Linked DNA regions of Homo sapiens: region 2 is linked to region 1. Evidence: read pairs that join two places in POLR2A ChIA-PET (ENCODE). Cell type or tissue: A673. All regions are shown on one strand. Links, peaks and the distances in the headings refer to the core of each region. The heading gives the core; the rest is flanking DNA.

Evidence for each region. Peaks named below come from ENCODE experiments on the same cell type or tissue, not always from the same donor. Only the 100,000 strongest peaks of a DNase experiment are listed, where the experiment ranks them.
Region 2: POLR2A ChIA-PET joins it to region 1 with 5 read pairs; 2 of 35 experiments call an interaction of 5 or more read pairs at or near these places.

What each region holds. Positions count from the first base shown.
Region 1 is chr6:124,773,994-124,784,074 of GRCh38, reverse strand. The region is part of intron 4 of NKAIN2 (sodium/potassium transporting ATPase interacting 2); the gene reads right to left. Among named protein-coding and RNA genes, the nearest start is that of RNF217, 180 kb to the left of the region's middle. In A673, for the core only: no CTCF peak of the experiment used is centred there; DNase peaks (open chromatin) are centred at 3,224, 4,554, 4,924 and 5,914; H3K27ac peaks cover 7,120 bases.
Region 2 is chr6:124,852,769-124,862,849 of GRCh38, reverse strand. No RefSeq gene overlaps it. Among named protein-coding and RNA genes, the nearest start is that of RNF217, 100 kb to the left of the region's middle. RefSeq lists a silencer at 6,140-6,340. In A673, for the core only: CTCF peaks have their summits at 8,125 and 8,327 (motif pointing right); no DNase peak of the experiment used is centred there.

The sequences.
Region 1 (10,081 bases), core at 751-8,750:
AAGTAGATATGCTTGTTTTCTTAAGTACAAAGACACATTTTAATTTTGTGCCTTTATGCCAACATGATTAGAAATGAGGAGTAGCAACACTACTTTTTACCCACAATTATCTCACATTCCAAATACATTGGTTGTATGTTTTATTTAAATTAAATAATCCAATTTTGTTCTGAATTCATAATTCATAGGCTCTAAGCCCATGCTTTTTGTAATAGGAATTTGAACAGAAGGATATTATGCACACACAAAGTATAATTTTAAGTTGCAGATGATTTTTACTTGCTCTTTTTCATCTTATTCCATCTACATAATTTGAGATTGCTTCAGCAAAGGATTCAAATGTGATTATATCAGTGTTATTAATGAAGGTCTTTATATGAAGTATTTTATTATGTGGGCTGGTATATCATCTGTATTGTTTACCAGATGATTCTTATCTCATACTAATCCACTGGCTGGACTATTGTGGAACACACTGCAAATTTTCTCTGCTACGAGTAATCCAGGTGCAGTTATCAACCTGCAATAACACATGGAGGATTGCCTCCAGGGCTATTGTGAATGTTCACAGCCTACTGGGTCAGAAAAGCTTTTCAGAGGATCAGAAACATATCTTAATACCAGCCTTTAGGTATTCTGCTGCATCATCAAGCATGACTGTATTAAACACTTTTTAAAAGATTAAATAAAACTAGACATACATGCAAACTGGTATTATCTATTTAAGTTGGGAAATAGACTGAACTAAATGCCAACACTGGTTTACCAAATCATTCCTGTTATGAAATAGTCTCTGGAAACTGGTAGATTTCTTCAGTCCAAACTTATCAAAAAGTTATCCTAGTTCAGAGGAGTCTGGTGTATTAGTAAACTGGGCAGAGCAGAAGATACTCAGGCAGGACGAAAGATGGCTAATAACATTCAAATGTCATTATGGTTAATACCTCTCTCAGGGTTTACATATCAGATTCGTTTTTAAAACTGTATTGACAGCAGTAGTTCAACCATTCCATACATGTGCCGGTTGGGAGATGATCAAAGAAATGGCCAATCTAGTGCAATAGAACTACCATGAAATCGCCTTCCGGTTTAGAGATAAGAGCCATAGGGGAGTCCTTAACCAAAACTATTCATTGAAAATAATTGGGAAATGTAAAAAGCAACTATCAATAATACCATACTATTTTAATGGTAAAGCTAAGTTTAAGATTGTATGTTTGTAATGTGCAAAAGGAACTCTGATTTATTCATAATGAATCATTTGAAGCAGAAAGTGTAATTTTTAAATGTTCTGTAAAATGTACACAATTAATACTGTCTACAGAATTTTTGAACAAAATCACTACATAGCTCTTTGGGGAGCAAATGGTACAAGTAACATCATTTTTGATCAGAGATAATAGGGTACCAATAGCAAAATTAACTATACAAAAGGTAAGGCATTTGTAAAAATAAATTTGCCCATATTGAATATTCTCTAACATTAGTAGACAAGGCTAAAGAAGGATCCATGAATTTCACTGGAAGGAGTATGCTGCCCCAGTGATGACAATGGGAACACAAGGCCAGATTTCTCTGTAGAGACTAGGAGAGAAGATTATTTGTATTAAAATATTTAGTTGCAAAAATAACTGGCATTAAATAGGTGCATTTGGAAAAAGAAAGGGGCTAAAACTACGTTAACATTTCCTTCTTTTTAGAGGTACTAGATTGGAAGATAAGGAAAGTGTGGAATATACAATGCACCTGAGACTTCAGCACATATCCAGTGATCAAAAATAATGCATTGATTAATATTATACAAAAATGATGTCAGTAGTACTCTCATTGCACTAAAAAAGAAACAGTTAAACTCAACGGAAACATCAGGACAAACCAGCTAGAGAGAAGAGTGACTTTAAAATGTTATCGTAAACTCAGATGCATTATTAGGGTTTTGAAAATACAGTTAAGTAGGAACCTTAGAGCAATTGGTCCCTTTCCCATGACATCTGTGGGAATAAGCTTTATGCTTATGAAAAGGTATTTTATGTGGCATCCAATAAAGCGTGCCTCTGAAGCAAAGTACTTGTTGCAGTATGTGGCAAGGAAGATGAATGGGAGTGAAGGTAGGAAAAGAAAAAGAACCCTCCAGGGGAATAAAATGTGGATTGGGGAAGACACAAATTTGAAGACCAGTTTTTTCCCAAAGCAATTTTAAAAGGCACAATACTGAATCGAAGTGTCACTTAAAAGGCCCGTCAAGTCTATCCATGTGTAGCAGTATAATCTAGTTGGACTGAATAACTTTGGAGTCAGAACTTGGCTATAATTGGTGTTCTTCACTGACCCTTTCTTCCTTTCCATCTGAGTTACCTTCTTTTCAATATAAATCTTAGATTGTCTTCTTTCTACGTAGCTCATAGCCAATGCAAGGGTGAAACAGAATGTCATAAACCTCAGACTGAAGGGATTTCATTAATTACTAGCAATACCATTATTACCGTTTGGGAATATATAACCTAGGAAAAAGTGCAATTGTATTTCTGTGCATTACTTTTTTATTTTTAGTGCTTAAACCTCAAAACCAACCAATCATCTAACCAACCCCTCACATCCTGGTAACAGCTGGGAGGTAGGAAAGGAAATGCCAGTGATTACTATTTAAAGTAATAGCTGCCATTACTGTTCACTATATTCTGGGCATGTGGTAACATCTTTACAGCCATTCTGCTATCCATTCTTTCCAAAACTAAGGAGATAATTTCTATCATCATCTATTATTTATAAATGAAAAAACTGAGGCTTAGAGAAGTTATATAGTGCTCTCCCAAGATTCAGACATAATGAGAGGACTTGATTCATGCCTATGGACCCTAAATCCTATGCTTCTCATTTTCACACAGTCTTCTTAGTTTATCCAAAAGGCAAAACTGACAATACTCTCAAGCAAAGGGAACATAAGATTCTAATAATCAGAGTGAATTCACATTCACTTAAAAAAAAGTTAAAATTAAGTTCACCTAGTTTTCCAAGTCGGAAATCTGGATACAGATGATAATACTGAGCTTTGAATTAGCAGAGCTTGGAAATCATCAAGAAACAAAGTGGCTCAGCTACCAGACAAATCACAGAGGAGTTTAATACTACTTGTGGGAAACCTGGAGCATGTAGGAGAATGCACATGCTCCTCCCACTCATTTAATTACCATTTCAGTGGTTCCGACTCATCATGATTTTATAGTTCTCCTCTGAATTGCTTACACGTGCTTCTACACACCAGCGTGGGCTTCTTATGTTAGACATATATTGGTGAGTCACTAATTGTCTTCAGTTTACTGCTGGTGAGCAAGGCAAGTCTCATATCAGGTGGAGAGTCAGATGGATGGGATGATTCTAAGAGCTTGAAAATCTAAACGATAACTCTTTTTGCTCACAAGGTAAAGACATGATAGCAAAGTGTCGAAGGACATTCATGATTGGCTCAAGCCTATGCTTTCAGCCCCAACACTTGTGGCTCCCCTTTACTCTTCCATATTAAATCTCTGGCAGTTCCTCTACTATACATGCCATGCTGTTTGATATCTTTATGTTTTTGAATAAGGCATTTCTCTGTCCAACAAACAACATTTATCACCATATAGTGAATGCCTACATGAAACATGGGCTACTTCAAGGCTACTCCTCAGGGAAATATTTTCTAAACACCAAAAAGCACAGATAGGCATTCCTCACTCTCTGTGCTCATATAGCACCCTGAGAAATACCTATATTGCACAACTTAATTCATTTTTGCATATTAATTCTTAAACTGGACTACTGGACTATCAGCATTCTCTAGAGTAACCAAGAATATTTCTACTACCCCCGAAAGTTCCTTCTTGGCCTTTCATCCTCACCACTCTCCCAACCCTTACACCACCCACCAGGCCACACCTGTTCTGATTTTGATAACCATAGAATACTTTTGCTGGGTCTTGAACTTCATACAATAGAATCTTATTGCTTGGTGTCTGGCTTCTTTCACTGAGCATAATATAATATTTTTTAGATTAATCCAAGCTACTGCATCTAACAGTAATTCATTGTTTTATTTTCAACTGGCGTTCTATCAGTATGTGAATATAATTTTATCACTAACTTTTGAGACATAACACACCAAACCAAAATTTAGTGGCTTAAAGTAACAACCATTCATTTTTGCTCATTGTGTTTTAGGTCAACATTTTGAATTGAGTTCAGCTGGGCAGTTCTTCTGCTGAATTTGGTTGGGCTCACTCATGAGTCTATGGTTGACTGTGAATCATCTGGGTAGCACTTTTTTTCTGGGGCTTGGCTTATTGTTAGGTGGGGGTGATGAAGTCAAATAAATGGACCCCATATTTGTGGTCTCACATATCTAATCATTCATCAGAATAATCTGGGCTTGTTCACACTGGTGTGGCAGGCTTAAAGAGCAATAATAGTAAGGTGCACTTCTCAGGTCTCTGTATGATGTTTGCTATCATCTCAATGTCAAAATCAATTGGAGGCCATTATAGCAAAACTCTTCCAGGATGCCACAATTTATTTACTTACTCATCTGTTAAAGGACATTAGGCTCTCAAGGATTAACTGGTTTTTATTTTCAGTTACTTCCAATCTTATATCTTGAACCAACTCATTTAAATAATTTTGCTTTAGGATTTCATGATTAAATAGTGACAGGAGGACTTCCTTCCTTCCTTCCTTCCTTCCTTCCTTCCTTCCTTCCTTCCTTCCTTCCTTCCTTCCTTCCCTCCCTCCCTCCCTCCCTCCCTCCTTCCTGCCTTCCTCTCTCTCTCTCTCTCTCTCTCTCTCTCTCTCTCTTTCTTTGTTGGAGTCTGGCTCTGTCGCCCAGGCTGGAATGCAGTGGCACGATCTCTGCTCACCGCAACCTCCACCTCCAGGGCTCAACTGATTCTCCCACATCTCAAAACCTCCCAAGTATCTGGGATTACAAGCCTGTGCCACCACGCCCAGCTAATTTTTGTATAATTTTTTAGTAGAGAGGAAGTTTTGCCATGTTGGCCAGGCTGGTCTTGCGCTCCTGACAATATATTTCATCTCGTTTATGGGCCCAAGATGAAGATAAAAAAATCATAACTATGAATGCACTTTGAGCTCCTAGGAGAAGCAAAAAATATATTAATTCTCCTCATTTGTAAATGTTCATCGGTTTTTGACTCTATTCAGCCATTCCTACAAGAAGGAAGGTAGTTTTTAATGTCTCTTTTTCTCCCTAGTATATGTATTAATTGGCTCAAGTGGTTTCTGATTTTTTCTTTTTTTTCCTTTAAGCAGGCAGAGGTTGAGAATGGTTAGCTAATTTAGAGATTTTTTGGAATCGCCTTCTAAAAGAGAAGTTTAAATATGGGGATTGGAATTGCTTCTCTTACTACTCAAATTTTAAAAGTTCTTTAAGAGTTATTTACCTATCTTTATTAGTAAATATCACTCATATTTCTGAGCTCGAATTTTCTCTATATTTATATCAAACTAATTCTATCCAGATCATCAGTTCTTACTTTCTCTTTTAAATTATTATATCATTAAAATTTTTTTATTATACACTTGCCAAAAAATATCAAGGAGAATACAACATTGATGACTCTATTAAAGAAACACAAGAGTAGGAGAAGAAAAATAATTTGATAATTTGTCAAATATCAAAAAAGGAGACTGCTGAGAATTGTCCCCTATGCAGGGCTTTTTTTTTTTGAAGTATTATTTAAAAATTGCTATCAAGTGCTATAAGAACCATGTTTTCGTTCCTTAAACTCGGCATTTTAATATCTCCTTTGACTTGTAGTTTTTTTCCCTTAACTTCAGGAAAACATGTTTTCCATTCCATTATATTTCCGACTACATTTGAAAAGATACAAAGGCATGAGCTTGTTATTACCACAGCATCAGAGCTCAGGGGGAGAGCAAGCTGTTTGCATTTTTTTCTTGCCTTTAAAGATGCTGTCATTATCACTTGTTCTCCCAGAAAAGCGAAGTTTGATGACAATCTGTCTATCTCCTCACTGTACCTTAATGACTTCAAAATTGTTAAAACCTCATTACTGGATGTCATCTCTGTGTACATGTGTGTGTGTTTGTGTGTGTGTGTGTGTGTGTGTGTGTGAATGTGATTTCTAATAAAGCAAGAAATACTGAGTAAGAAATGACATTCTGCTGATTTTTGTGGTCTTTTATGAAGGATGGCTGAATTCTGTAATTAGCCTCAGTCTGCTTCTGCAGGTCAATTTTCTAAAATTAGACAATGTAAGAGAAATTTTTTATACCTCACCTCTTTCCTCCACTCTAAAAGGTCCTCAGCTAGAATTTGTTTGTGAGTATGATTCCTTCTAAATCCCTTTCTTTAGATAACTCTGACTCCCAGTGACTTGCAACTTCACTATTCCAAGTTATATATCAATTTCAACCTTCACAACTTCCTAAAAGGCAGGCAGACTTTGCTGTTCCTCATCTCTGATGAATATATTCAATATGAGAATATTAGTGAATAATAACAATTAGCATTAGTATAGTATTCATTCTGTGCCAAGCACTGTTTATGCATAAATTCTTACTCCTCACAATCACTTTATGAGATAGGTATAGTTATTATATTCTCTTTATAGATGAGGAATTGGTGGCATAGAGAAGTTAAAAGTCTTCTTCAAAGTCACCTGCTAATAGGTAGTGGAGCTGAGATTCAAACCCAGGGTGACTGACTCCAGAATCCATGTTCTTAACCACTCTACTGTCTGCCAGTCAAGCTCAGGATGTAAAAGGCTACATTCTCCCTGGCATCCATGGGCATTTTTGATAGCTCTTTAGAATATACACTTCATAGACTGAAATTTCTTCCTTTATATGCAGCTGATTAGGAAAGTAAACATAAATAAATACACAAAAGCATAACTTTCCATCTGCACTTTAATATTATTTATTAAAAATCTGAATTATACAGAATTCTTATATTTAAATCTTTAGAAAATACTAAAAAATCTGATCACATGAGCATATATTACCTTGAATATCTTTTATTTTGAAGAGGTAAAAATTTTAGGTTGAAACCAACTATTTCTCTTTATTAATGATAATACAACATCTAAGCCTTTAATCTAAATTGAATATCTATAACTAAGAAAATATGCTACGACTAAGATGAATATAGACACTCAGCAATAGAAAAATGAGACCTTCTAATTCTGCTAAATGTAAGTAACTGATAAAAGACTACTTGGCACAAAAATATATGAACAATTGTCAATCTAGAGTGCCTATAATTTGAAGCATAATACTCCAGCAATTGCTAAAGAAAAAAACAGTGGAAACCATACTTTTATCTCTTAGAAAACACTGTATAATAGAAAGATGTGATAAAAATTACGGTGTATAATAAGAGAGTTCAGGCTATATTAAAGTGGAAGTGTGGATGAATACAAGACTATAGCAGAAATAAAACGCACAACCCTACCCTTAAGAGCTTTAGCTATTTGTAAGGCAAGGGCATCCTACCCTTTCACCTCCCAAACACATACACATATCACATGCTATTTGGAATTAGGTAGACTACAGACTGGAATGATGATGTACTTCCTCACGACCTTTCTGTGGCTATGGTTCCTGTCCTTGATCTAAAGCAGTGTATTGAGTGACTGGAGTGCAAATAAAAATGAGAGGTGAAGTGATCCACTTCCTACTCTTCCTCTAGAAATTCTAGTCTAGAATTTCTGCTCTTTTCAAACTCAAAAGTCAGTCTCAAGCATGGTACTGTCAGCAAGAAGCCAGTGTAGGGTACAATAAACCCAAGGGCTAGTCAGTGCTAAACTGTTGGGTAGAAATATAAAGTCCATAGTTATGCAAAAATGTCCATGGAGACTTAATGAATAACCAAGCTAAATTAGTTTTAATCATTGCTTACAGGATGGACAGTATGAACACAGATCACTACATATTCTTTCAGAACAAAAACTCCTCCAATCCAAACTGCAATTGGATTTAGGAGGCTAAGGTTTGCTTTAATTTCTGCCAGAGCTGCCAGCCTCAGGGAAAAGGAGCCGTGTACTGAAGCTGGCACAGGAGTGAGGTACTTCCACATTACCAGATCCTCTTATGCTGTACAATGACAAACTTTTGTTGCTGCCCTTGGCCTTGACCCTTTGGACCCTTTGGATACTATTGGTATTTCAGTAGCTTGACCTCTCTAAAAGAACAGAAATGTTCAGGATAGTAAAAGGAAAAAAAAATCATTATTTCAATTAAATCAGTGTCAAGAGGGTTCTGAAGCTGTCCAGTGCAGTAACCCTGACTGATGGTTTAGCTCCTTGCAGTGTTATCATAGCTAAGATAGTAGGGTCACTGCTCACGTAGAGTGCAAGCTTGATGTTGCAGGCATTTTCCCATTTCACAGATAACGATCTCTTTATAGTCACATGCAATTACAATTCACTTTTACATGAAAAATTCAGTTTTACCTGTATATGACTATATCCTATTTGAAGAGTTTTTGAAGGAAAATGAAATGGGATTAAATAAACAGAAATAATGTAATGTTCTCTGGATGGTCAAAATCTCCTATATAATTAATTCAGAACTTGAATATACTACTTGGAGATGACTTCAATTTATAATGTAGGTTTCGTTGTTGTTTTTAAAGCTGTACTGTATCAACTTCTTAAGTAAAACCATTAATTCAATGAATACGAACAGAAGTTCCTTTGAGGAGATTAAAGGCTGGCTTCATCCCAAGAAAGCTGCAAAAGAAGGTTCAGAATGGCTTGGCCCAATCGGCCTCCTAAAAAAGTGGCAGATGGAAAACTCACTTCTGAGTTCCACATTTGCCTGTCTCAAATATTGTCTGAATATCTGCTTTTTTCCTCACTCCCAGTCCAATGAATACTCAATAGTTCAAAAGCCTGTTGTTAAAAGAAATGAAGCATTGTCCTTTCATGGAAGTAAAAAATATGCTTGAATTATTTGATTATCAAATATTGACTGTGCCTCTTCCATACCCTATGTTCAAGTGTTTTGAGAGCACAGATGGTTTAGAGGTCAGGAAATTAAACCTTTCTCTTCTCTTCTCTCTAGAATTGGAGGTTTATTTTTTTAAAATCATCACATTCATTAACAGTATCCTTGGTGCTTGTATCTTTGGACAACAACTGTCCAAAGATACTGTCAAAGATACAAGATGTTGACAGTATCTTTTTTTTTTTTTTTTTTTTGAGATGAAGTTTTGCTCTTCTAGCCCATGCTGGAGTACAATGGTGTGATCTTGGCTCACTGCAACTTCTACCTCCCGGGCTCAAGCAATTCTCCTGCCTCAGCCTCCCAAGTAGCTGGGATTACAGGTGCACACCACCATGCCCAGATAACTTTTGTATTTTTACTAGAGACAGGGTTTCATCATGTTGGCCAGGCTGGTCTCAAACTCCAAACCTTGGGTGGTCTGCCTGCCTCAGTCTCCCAAAGTGATCGAATTACAGGCGTGAGCCACCGTGCCCAGCCAAGGTGTTGACAGTATCTTTGGACATACTTGTGTGTCTGACTTCCCACCAGACATCTCCCCTCAGAACGTCTTAGTAGACATTTCAAACTTACTATGTGCAAACTACAATCCTGCTCTACTCCCTAATACCTGACTACACCTAACTGTATCCATAGCTGTTCTGTTTCAGGTAATGACAATGCCATCCTTCCAGATGTTAAGTCCCAAGCTTGTGGACTCATCCTTGACTCTTCTTTTTCTGACATTATAGAACCAATCTGTCAGAAAATACTGTAAGATTTGCCTTCAAGGTATACTCAGAATCTGACCGTTTTTAACCATCTACACTGCTGTCTCCCAGGTCCAATTTGCCATTTCTTTCACCTAGATCACTGCAATAGCCTCCTAACTCGTCTCCCCACTTGCAACAATTCAGCCTTACTCATAGTCTACTTGTAGCACAGCAGCCAGCCTGATCATCTAAGAATGTAAGTCTGATCATGTCATTCTTTTGTTCAAAATCTTCCATGACTCTCCAATCTACTCTCAGTAAAGGCCAGTGTCATTACAGAGGCTTCCAAATGTGACATAATGTGTCTC
Region 2 (10,081 bases), core at 1,101-9,100, 78 kb before region 1:
GCCTGACAATGGGATAGAAAAGAAAATCCAATTTTCTGAGGAAAAATTCAAGCCAGCTGCAGAAATTTGTATAAGTAACATGAAGCTGAATGATAATTCCCAAGACAATGGGGAAAATATCTCCAGGGCATGTCAGAGGTGTTCGCAGCAGCCCCTGCCATCACAGACCCAGAGGCCCAGGAGGGAAAAGTGGTTTCCTGGGCCAGGCCTAGGGACTTTGTGCCCAGCATCCCAGCTTCTCCAGCTGTGGCTGAAAGGGGCCAACATAGAGCTCAAGCTGTGGCTTCAGAGGGTGTAAGCCCCAAGCCTTGGCAGCTTCCATGTGGTGTTGAGCCTGCAAGTGCACAGAAGTCAAGGATTGGGGTTTGGGAACCTCTGCCTAGATTTCAGGAGATGTATGGAAACACCTGGATGCCCAGGCAGAAGTTTGCCTGTACCCCCATCGTATCTAGGAAGTAACTAACTTGCTTTTGATTTTACAGGCTCATAGGTGGAACGGACTTGCCTTGTCTTGGATGAGACTTTGAACTGTGGACTTTTGAGTTAATGCTGAAATGAGTTAAGACTTTGGGTGACTCTTGGGAAGGCATGATTGTTTTTGAAATATGAGGACATGAGATTTGGGAGGGACCGGGGCGGAATGATATGGTTTGGCTCTGTGTCCCCACCCAAATCTCATCTTGAATTGTACTCCCACGTGTTGTGGGAGGGACCTGGTGGGAGATAAATGAATCATGGGGCAGTTTTCCCCATACTATTCTCTTGGTAGTAAATAAGTCTCATGAGATCTGATGGTTTTTTAAAGGATTTCTGCTTTTGCTTCCTCCTCATTCTCTTCTCTTGTCTGCCGCCATGTGAAATGTGCCTCTCACCTTCTGCCATGATTGTGAGGCCTCTCCAGCAATGTGGAACTGTGAGTCCAATAAACCTCTCTCTTTTGTAAACTTCCCAGTCTTGGGTATGTCTGTATCAGCAGCATGAAAATGGACATTTTGATTTTGGATTTTATCTGACTTAAAGAATAGACAGAAACCAGAGAGAAAAAAGAGAGATCCAACATACTTGAGAATTTAAAGTCAAATAATCACACAAATAAACATAAAATGTTTCTGTGAAAGAGGTCTGTGGAGCTCTGGAAGAGGATTCTGTCCTAGCTAGAGGAAGCTCCCTTTAGGATGGGGACTTTGAGTGAGATCTCTTTCTGTTATTTACTGTTTGGTAACAAATTGGCCCAAGTCAGTGGCAGAAAACAAAATTTATGTTCATAAATTCTGTGGATCAGGAATTTGTTCAGGACATAGAATTTTTGTCTCTGCTTCATGATATCTGAGTCTCAAATGGAAGATTTAAAGACCTGGTTGGAGGGTGCAGGGAAAGGGGATTCTATAGCTGGGAGCTGGAGTCATCTGAGAGCTTAGTCATTCGCCTGGCTATTGGCAAGGACCTTAGCAGGGGGATCTTGACCAGAGCACATATGGGGCCTCTCCATGAGGCCTGGACTTTCTCATTGCTGGGTTCCAGGTATGAGAATTCTGAGAGAGAAAGAGGCAGACAGAAGTTGTATCATGGTGTTGCTTCTACTGTTTTGTTCTGAAGGTAGTTACAAAGTTATGGCCAGCTTGAAGGAGAAGAGAAAATCGAATCCACCTCTTTATGGGAGTGAGTCAAGGTTCTGGGGAAGCTCTTATGGAACAAAAGTGTTGTTGTGGCCATTTTTGTGAAAGACAAACCACTCATTCTAAGGAATGAGTAGAAATCAACTGAGCCAAGAAGGAGGGACTGAGAAGGGACAAGGAGGAAGGGCATTCTCATAGAAGGAAAGTGGACTGCAGGCTCTCTGTGAGGAGAGTGAGGGGCTGTATGCCTTGAAAACAGAGAACCAGCATAGAAGGCAAGATAGTGATTGTGAGGTCGACAGGGCCAGGCCATGTAGGGCCTTGGAGACAGTGTTAAGAATTTTGCCTTTATTATAAAAGAACTGGGAAGCCTTGAAGCACTTTAGGTGGAAGTGACTGTGTGTATGTGTGTGGGATGTGGTGGTGAATGTGGGGATAACCTGATTCGCATTTTAAAGGTATCAGTTTGATGACAGTGGAGTGTAGACTGGGGGCAGATGATGATGGATGTCATGTTAACAGGTGAGTGTGATGGGCCTTTTCCTAACTTAGACCTGAGAAGTGATGAGAGAGATGGAGATAAATAGGGTACCTTGAACATGGTCAGAACATAAAACTGTCAGAAATTGGTAACCTAGAACCTGGAAGCACTGGTTTTGGGGTAAGATCAAGCGTGGATTTCAGTTTTAGGTACCTTTCAAACATCCAAATGCGAACATCAGTTTGTGATGTCAGGAGATCAACAATATTTCTTTAGGCAATATCAAATACATTTTTTTTTTAGTTCAATACCACCTTAAGAAAACTGGAAGCTCTAGACTTCCTTAAATTCCTCTCTATCATATCAAGAGTTTCTTACTTAATCTTTTCTTCATCCAATAAGTATATAGTGGCACCATATGTACCAGTTACTGTTCTAAGTGAAGGACACTGTTGAAAAGATATCAATGTTTCTGTCCACATGGATCTTACATTCTAGTGGTGGAGACAGTCAATTCTCATACAAATAAATGATAATTGTAAGTGCTATGAAGAGAAAAGGAAAGGCAGGTGTGGTACTAAGAGTGATGGGTGGCAGCCATTTTAGATGGCATGGTCATGGAAGACATCTTTTAGATGTTTGATTAGAAGACTTGATTGAAGTGAGAGTATCAACAAGCAAATATCTGAAGAAAGAATGTTTGAGGCAAAGGGACAGCAATCGTAAGAATCTGAAGTGAGAGTGTTCTTGAGGTATTTGAGAAAGATCAAGGGAGTCAGTATGACTGGAGAGAATGTGGTAGTAAATGAGGCCTGATATACATATGCTGGAGCTAGCTCACAGTAAGTCCTTTAAGTCTTAGTAAAGGAGGTTCATTTTATGTTGGGGGTAATAGAGAGCTACCAAAGAGTTTTGTGGAGGAGAGTGACATGATCCAAGTTATATTTTAAGTGGATTCTTCTGGCTGCTATGTGAAGAACTATTATATATATTATTATAATAGATGGGGCCAAGAGTGGAAGCCGGAAATATAATATATTTAATTATATCATATATATTAATATTTAATAATTATATATTTAATATATATTTAACAATTATTAAATATTAAACTTTAAACTGTACCCCTTCCAATCTGACCATTCTCAGCATCTCTGCCTCCATCACACTGAACCAAGGCACTAGTTTTTACCTTTCCTGTGTCACCACAGCAGTCTCCTAACTAGCTTTCCTGCTTCTACTCTTGGCCCCATGTATTATAATAATAGATATATAGTAGAAAATTGGCCCTCATCTATTGGCTATTGTTATTATATTAAATATATTATACATTTAATATATTATGATTATATATAAATTAAAAATATATCATTTAATGTATATTAAATATGATATATTCAATTATATTATATCTAATATATTTAATTCTAGATAATTGGATAATAGATAATCATAATATATTAAGTATGTTATAGATAATTATAATATATTAAACATATATAATTATAATAATTGATAGCCAATAGATGGGGCCAATTATCTACTATATATCTATTATTATAATACATGGGGCCAAGAGTAGAAGCAGGAAAGCTAGTTAGGAGACTACTGTGGTGACACAGGAAAGGTAAAAACTAGTGCCTTGGGTCAGTGTGATGGAGGCAGAGATGCTGAGAACGGTCAGATTGGAAGGGGTACGGCTTAAAGTGGAACCTGCAGAGAAGGCTCTCTCTCCAGGTCATAATGTGACTTTGTTGTTTCCAGCTCTCCCAGCCAGGGTCACTGTCCCATTGGGCTGGTCTGATTTGTTCCTCAGGCCATTTTGGCTCATCTCCTCTTGCTCACTTGGTCCATAAAATGTCACCTGAGCTAGTGTAGGCAAGAGAACATCGAGAATCTGTGTGGTATGATTAGCATTAAGCTCTCGTAAGTGGCTTAATGATTTTCACCATTGTGGGACTCTTAGAAATTCAAAAACTGAAACTGGCTTATCCAGGATTGCATAATAAAAGATTAACTGTCTCATATCTTAAGGCATTTGCTCCTTTTCTTATGACACTCTTTAAACATTTTACTCATCTTTGCTTTCCTTTGTGCTTTATTCTGAAAAAATTGTCCTTTAAATCTGTAAAATGCTTCCAGCTTTTTCGGAATCAAGAAAAGATTTTAATATTAAATGAAAGAACAAACAAATGAATTTTTAAGTAAATAAACTATTTTGACTTAGAGGGTTTGGAGTAAAGACCTACCAAAAAAAAGAAACGATTATTTATCTTACAGAGGAAAGCTTCACAAGGCATCTTAAAGCTTGTTTTTCATATATATATGAAAAGGAATGATGCACTAATATTGATTTTCTTTGAATACAGGACCTAAGAAATTGGCTTGGGTATTTAACAGAAATACCCAAGGATAAAAAATAAACACTTATTAGTTAGACAGAATTTCTGTAAAGAGAAAATTGTGAAATACTGGAAAGAATCAAATGAAGGTAGTTGTGATTGGAACTTCTTAGATGGTTAAAATAATTTGCTTTCATGTGCCTGAGACTGCTTAATTGCAATTCTATGTGGAAAAAAGGATAGAATGAATGAATTAAATAAAAATATTTTTACAATAAAATATATAATTCATATGTGGCTTTCCTATAAATTTATTTTTTGAAAAATAAAAAAATTCAGTTTAAAAATGTTCCAATGATAAAACTTTTTGTTATGTAATAAGATTATATCACATCTGAAGCAATTTGTAATGTGTTGTTTAAAGGAAAAAATAGTGAGCAAACACAATGACAGGTCAAATTTATGACTCTTTCTTGTTTGTCGTTTCTATATTCCGCTTGAGGATTAGTGTTCAAATTGAGTATAAGTAAGAATTGTCAGCCCAGATTTAACTATCCACTGTTGTAACCAGAATACATTTTAGGGTTAAAGATGAATAATTCAAGAACTATTTCTGGGAGCTTTTTTAACGTTGCAACTCTAATCAGCAGGTGGAATTTAACAGCAACTGCATTAATCAGAAACTAACAAGGTAAAAATTACTCCCTCTCTAGATACAGAAAATTTTTCTCATTTGCAGTAGCTTTTTTTTTTTTTTTTTTTTTTTTTTAAAGGGAGACCTCATTCAGAGTATTTTTATTTAGTACCTAGCAGGTAAAGCAAAGTAGTTGAGAGCCTGCCACGTGAGAGGTAAGATGTGTGCTTATGGATCAAAGATGGTCTCACAGCAAAATATACTCCATTGGGCTATTAGAGAGGCTTAGCTGCATTGCTTGTCACTTCACATACACAGTTCCTCACATATACTCACACATCTCTACTGCTGCTATTGCTAGCAGTTTTAATTAGGGACTGTCTAGCCAAGCACAACTTGCCTGCCTTGCACCCCCTGTTCTCCTCCTCTGGGGTTGACTGGAGCTCAGTACTGCCAAACTGTTGATTGAAAACTTCTTGAATGAATGAACTTATCAAATACTTCCATGACTTCCTGGTAGTCCTGGAAATGTAGTCCTAGAAATGTAGTCCTATGATGCCTGGTACAGTGCTCCTGGCCCTTGTAAGCCTGGACTAGACTGACCAGTCTGAGTGTAATTAACATTGCCCCTGCAGAAACAGGGCAACTGAGAGGTGGTGGCTGTGTGGATGAGTCTCCTGAGGACTGAACATTGTGCATCCACCTGGGTTTAGAAGCACCAATTGTAGTGGTCAGGGTTTTCCAAAGAAACAGGGTCAATAGTATATGTATAGACATATAGAAAGATATTTATTTTGAAGAATGGGCTCACACAACTATGGAGGCTGAGGAGTCTCAGGACCTGCCATCAGTAAGCTGGAGGCCCAGGAAAGCTGGTGGTGTAATTCCAGTTCAAGCCCAAAGGCCCCAGAAACAGGAGCATCAATGTACCCCAGATGGGAGAAGATGGATGTCCCAGCTGCAGCAAAAGGCAAATTCACCCTTCTTCTGCCTTTTTGTGCTATTTGGGCACTCAGTGAATTTGATGATGCTGGCCCACATTGATGAGGGTAAATCTTCTTTAATAAATCTACTGATTCATATGGTAATCTCTTTCAGAAATACCCTCACAGACACACCCCGAAATCGTATTTTGCCAGCTGTCTGGGCATTCCTTAGCCCAGTCAAGATGACGTATAAAACGGACCATTCCATTTCATCAGTGTGAAGTGAGAGTAATCTTTGCGTGGCATTGCTGTGTTGTTACAAATGCCTATGTGAGCTGAAGGGAGTGGTTTGTTACTCTGAGTTTTAAAAAGTAAACCTAGGTTAAAAACATATAAAAACATTATGATATTTTTGGTTACTATAGCCTTGTAGTATAGTTTGAAGTCAGGTAGCGTGATGCCTCCAGCTTTGTTCTTTTGGCTTAGGATTGACTTGGCGATGCAGGCTCTTTTTTGGTTCCATATGAACTTTAAAGTAGTTTTTTCCAAATCCGTGAAGAAAGTCATTGGTAGCTTGATGGGGATGCATTGAATCTATAAATTACCGTGGGCAGTATGGCCATTTTCACCATATTGATTCTTTCTATCCATGAGCATGGAATGTTCTTCCATTTCTTTGTATCCTCTTTAATTTCATTGAGCAGTGGTTTGTAGTTCTCCTTGAAGAGGTCCTTCATGTCCCTTGTAAGGTGGATTCCTAGGTATTTTATTCTCTTTGAAGCAATTGTGAATGGGAGTTCACTCATGATTTGGCTCTCTGTTTGTCTGTTATTGGTGTATAAGAATGCTTGTGATTTTTGCACATTGATTTTGTATCCTGAGACTTTGCTGAAGTTGCTTATCAGCTTAAGGAGATTTTGGGCTGAGACAATGGGGTTTTCTAGATATACAATCATGTCGTCTGCAAACAGGGACAATTTGACTTCCTCTTTTCCTAATTGAATACCATTTATTTCCTTCTCCTGCCTAATTGCCCTGGCCAGAACTTCCAACACTGTGTTGAATAGGAGTGGTGAGAGAGGGCATCCCTGTCTTGTGCCAGCTTTCAAAGGGAATGCTTCCAGTTTTTGCCCAATCAGTATGATATTGGCTGTGGGTTTGTCATAGATAGCTCTTATTATTTTGAGATACATCCCATCAATACCTAATTTATTGAGAGTTTTTAGCATGAAGGGTTGTTGAATTTTGTCAAAGGCCTTTTCTGCATCTATTGAGATAATCATGTGGTTTTTGTCTTTGGTTCTGTTTATATGCTGGATTACATTTATTGATTTGCGTATATTGAACCAGCCTTGTATCCCAGGGATGAAGCCCACTTGATCGTGGTGGATAAGCTTTTTGATGTGCTGCTAGATTTGGTTTGCCAGTATTTTATTGAGGATTTTTGCATCAACATTCATCAAGGATATTGGTCTAAAATTCTCTTTTTTGGTTGTGTCTCATCTTATGATATTTGCAGTATGCATTTGGTTTTTGAATTTGTAATTTGTTTTGACTTTGTTTCTCAGTCTAAAACCTCAGAATAGAAGAGCAATATGAGTTTAATGATATCTAAATCAGCTGTTTTATATTGTCAGTGAATTAATAGTAAAAGGAGGATAAAGAAAACAAGTCTGTTGCCTATTTCTCATGTTGAATTTGCAGAAGTTTTTAAATTTCTAGTTTTAGGTTTTGCACATAACAATAAAAAATGGTTAGATAAGCTTTTGTTTGTTAATGTAATATTGTTTTTATAGGATACAAATAGTAAAATCAAGGAAGCTATGTTATTTTGATAAAATTGAGATACTTAAATATCTGGATTTGGTGACAGCAACAGTAAACTGACTGATTTGTTAAATAAAACCTTTTGCCTTTAGTAGAGCTATAAAGTTAGTCATAATGGTTTAAAAAGATATCACTTACACAGCTTAAATTCATCTTGATTTAACCAAAAATATTCTTCTTGACCTAAGACTCTATTGAAAATATCTATCGGATTAGACATTTCAATGAGAACTAGTCTCTCTGTCTTATAGTAGCTTGAAGTCCTGACTTGTCTTTTTTCAGCATAGTGACAGAATTAATTCCTTTTATTGCATAAGAATTTAATTAATTTCTAAAAGCTCTGTGGGCTTAAAATTATTTTGTTGTCAATTTTTAATATAAAATCTTAGATGGTATCACTGAGATGTAGAATCAAAGAATGTATGTTGATAAAAATTAAAACTAAATTGTTTACTTATTTTGCCTATAGTCTTTGAGAAATTCATATATACTCTTTTAAACACTAGATGGCACTAGAAATGTATCATAATAAATTGTTTCATCAGGAGGAATTATTAATTTTATGACCTCCTAAGATGGTGTGTTCTTTGGTTATATATTTTTGAACATTTAAAATAATTTAACTATTTCCACTAGTACCTTTAATTACTGAAATAAGTAATGAGGTTTCCAAACTGTAGAAATACATAATTCATAATTAAAATTTTTCAAAGTATTATTTTAGTGGTCCATAGATATTGCCACACCTCAGGTTTCCTCATCTTATGAGATTGCTTCCCTTTAAGTTCATCAAAAAGAAGACACATGCTCTACAAATAGAAATAATGAGTAGGTTCCTGAATTGTTTACTAACCTGATTACCCATGAGGCATGAATCATCTGAACACACTGGAAAAAGATTTAAATTCTTGACACATATTACTTCCTTCAAGAAAGATAGCATAAAACGAATGATATGCCACTATATGAGGACATTAATGACAAATTTTTCATCAATTTAAGAAATATTTACAATTAGTCACTGAGTAAGATAATTGGAAATGCCCTGAAATCTCGCAATATAAACACTTTCCCAAATTTGACAGTATTCCTAAAAATTTACCATCATCAACAATGTTTTGTGAAGCCGAAAGACACTTTTATATACTATCATTAAAACATGTTGGTCAGCTGTGCTAGAGGAAAGGCGGCTGAGTTATAGTCTTTGTCATGTGGCAATATGATCGAAGAGTGTAGCCAGTCAATGGGGTATTTCAGATAGTAACATAATCCAAGCGTTAAGATCGATTCTGGATCTTGTGATTTTTGTAGCGTTTGTCTACTTTTAAAACTTTTTGATTTGTTGTAACTTCTTTTCTCATTCTGAATACATGTTTACTTTTATATGTAATTTTATATATATTCTTTTTCTTCAGTAGGGCTTAAAACACTGTGTGAGCTTCTACCTGCCCAAACCTGGATTCATTCTGTTCCAATGCCTTTTAAGTCCCAATAATGTCTTGCTCCCATTTAACTCTCTGGCCTTATCTACATTCAGCATATTACTTTATATTTTTATAAAAAGTAATTATTCATTTTTGTTCACATAGCTTTATTTTTTTACCACCGGGATTTTATGTATGTTGTACTCTTTGTTTTTTATGTCCTTTCCCTTGGGATTGTCTTTTAAATTTGTATTTATCCAAGTCTATGAGACATGTCTCATATATGAGGTGCAAAAAGTAATTACGGTTCTTGCTATTACTTTCAATGGCAAAAAACACAGTTACTTTCATAGTAACCTAATGTTATTTCCTTCAGGAAAGGGGCTGTGATCTCTCTCCTAAACTTCCACATTTCCTCAAGCCAGCTAAGAGTAATTTCTCCCTCATCTAGAAAAACGTATTTTTATTTTCTTCTGTGACACATTTCTATGTGTATTTAACATCCTATATTTGTAAGAATGTATTATTTTTTCTACTGGGTTCTTAACTTCCTGATGAAAGGGACTGAATATTACCCATCTTTGGGTTTCTTACAGTACCCAGCACAGCTCCTTATGCATCATTGGTAACCCATAAAGATGTTTAAGATATATTAATGAATATATGAAAGCTGTTTGATCTGAGGGTCACAGCATATATTTTTCTCTGCCTGTTCATTTGAACTCTTAATTTTTCAGACTTCGGTACATGGTTATATTTAAAATAAAATATGCAACAACCAGAGACTTTAGGAGACAAAAAAGAGGATGTTTTCTGCATTTACAAAAAAAA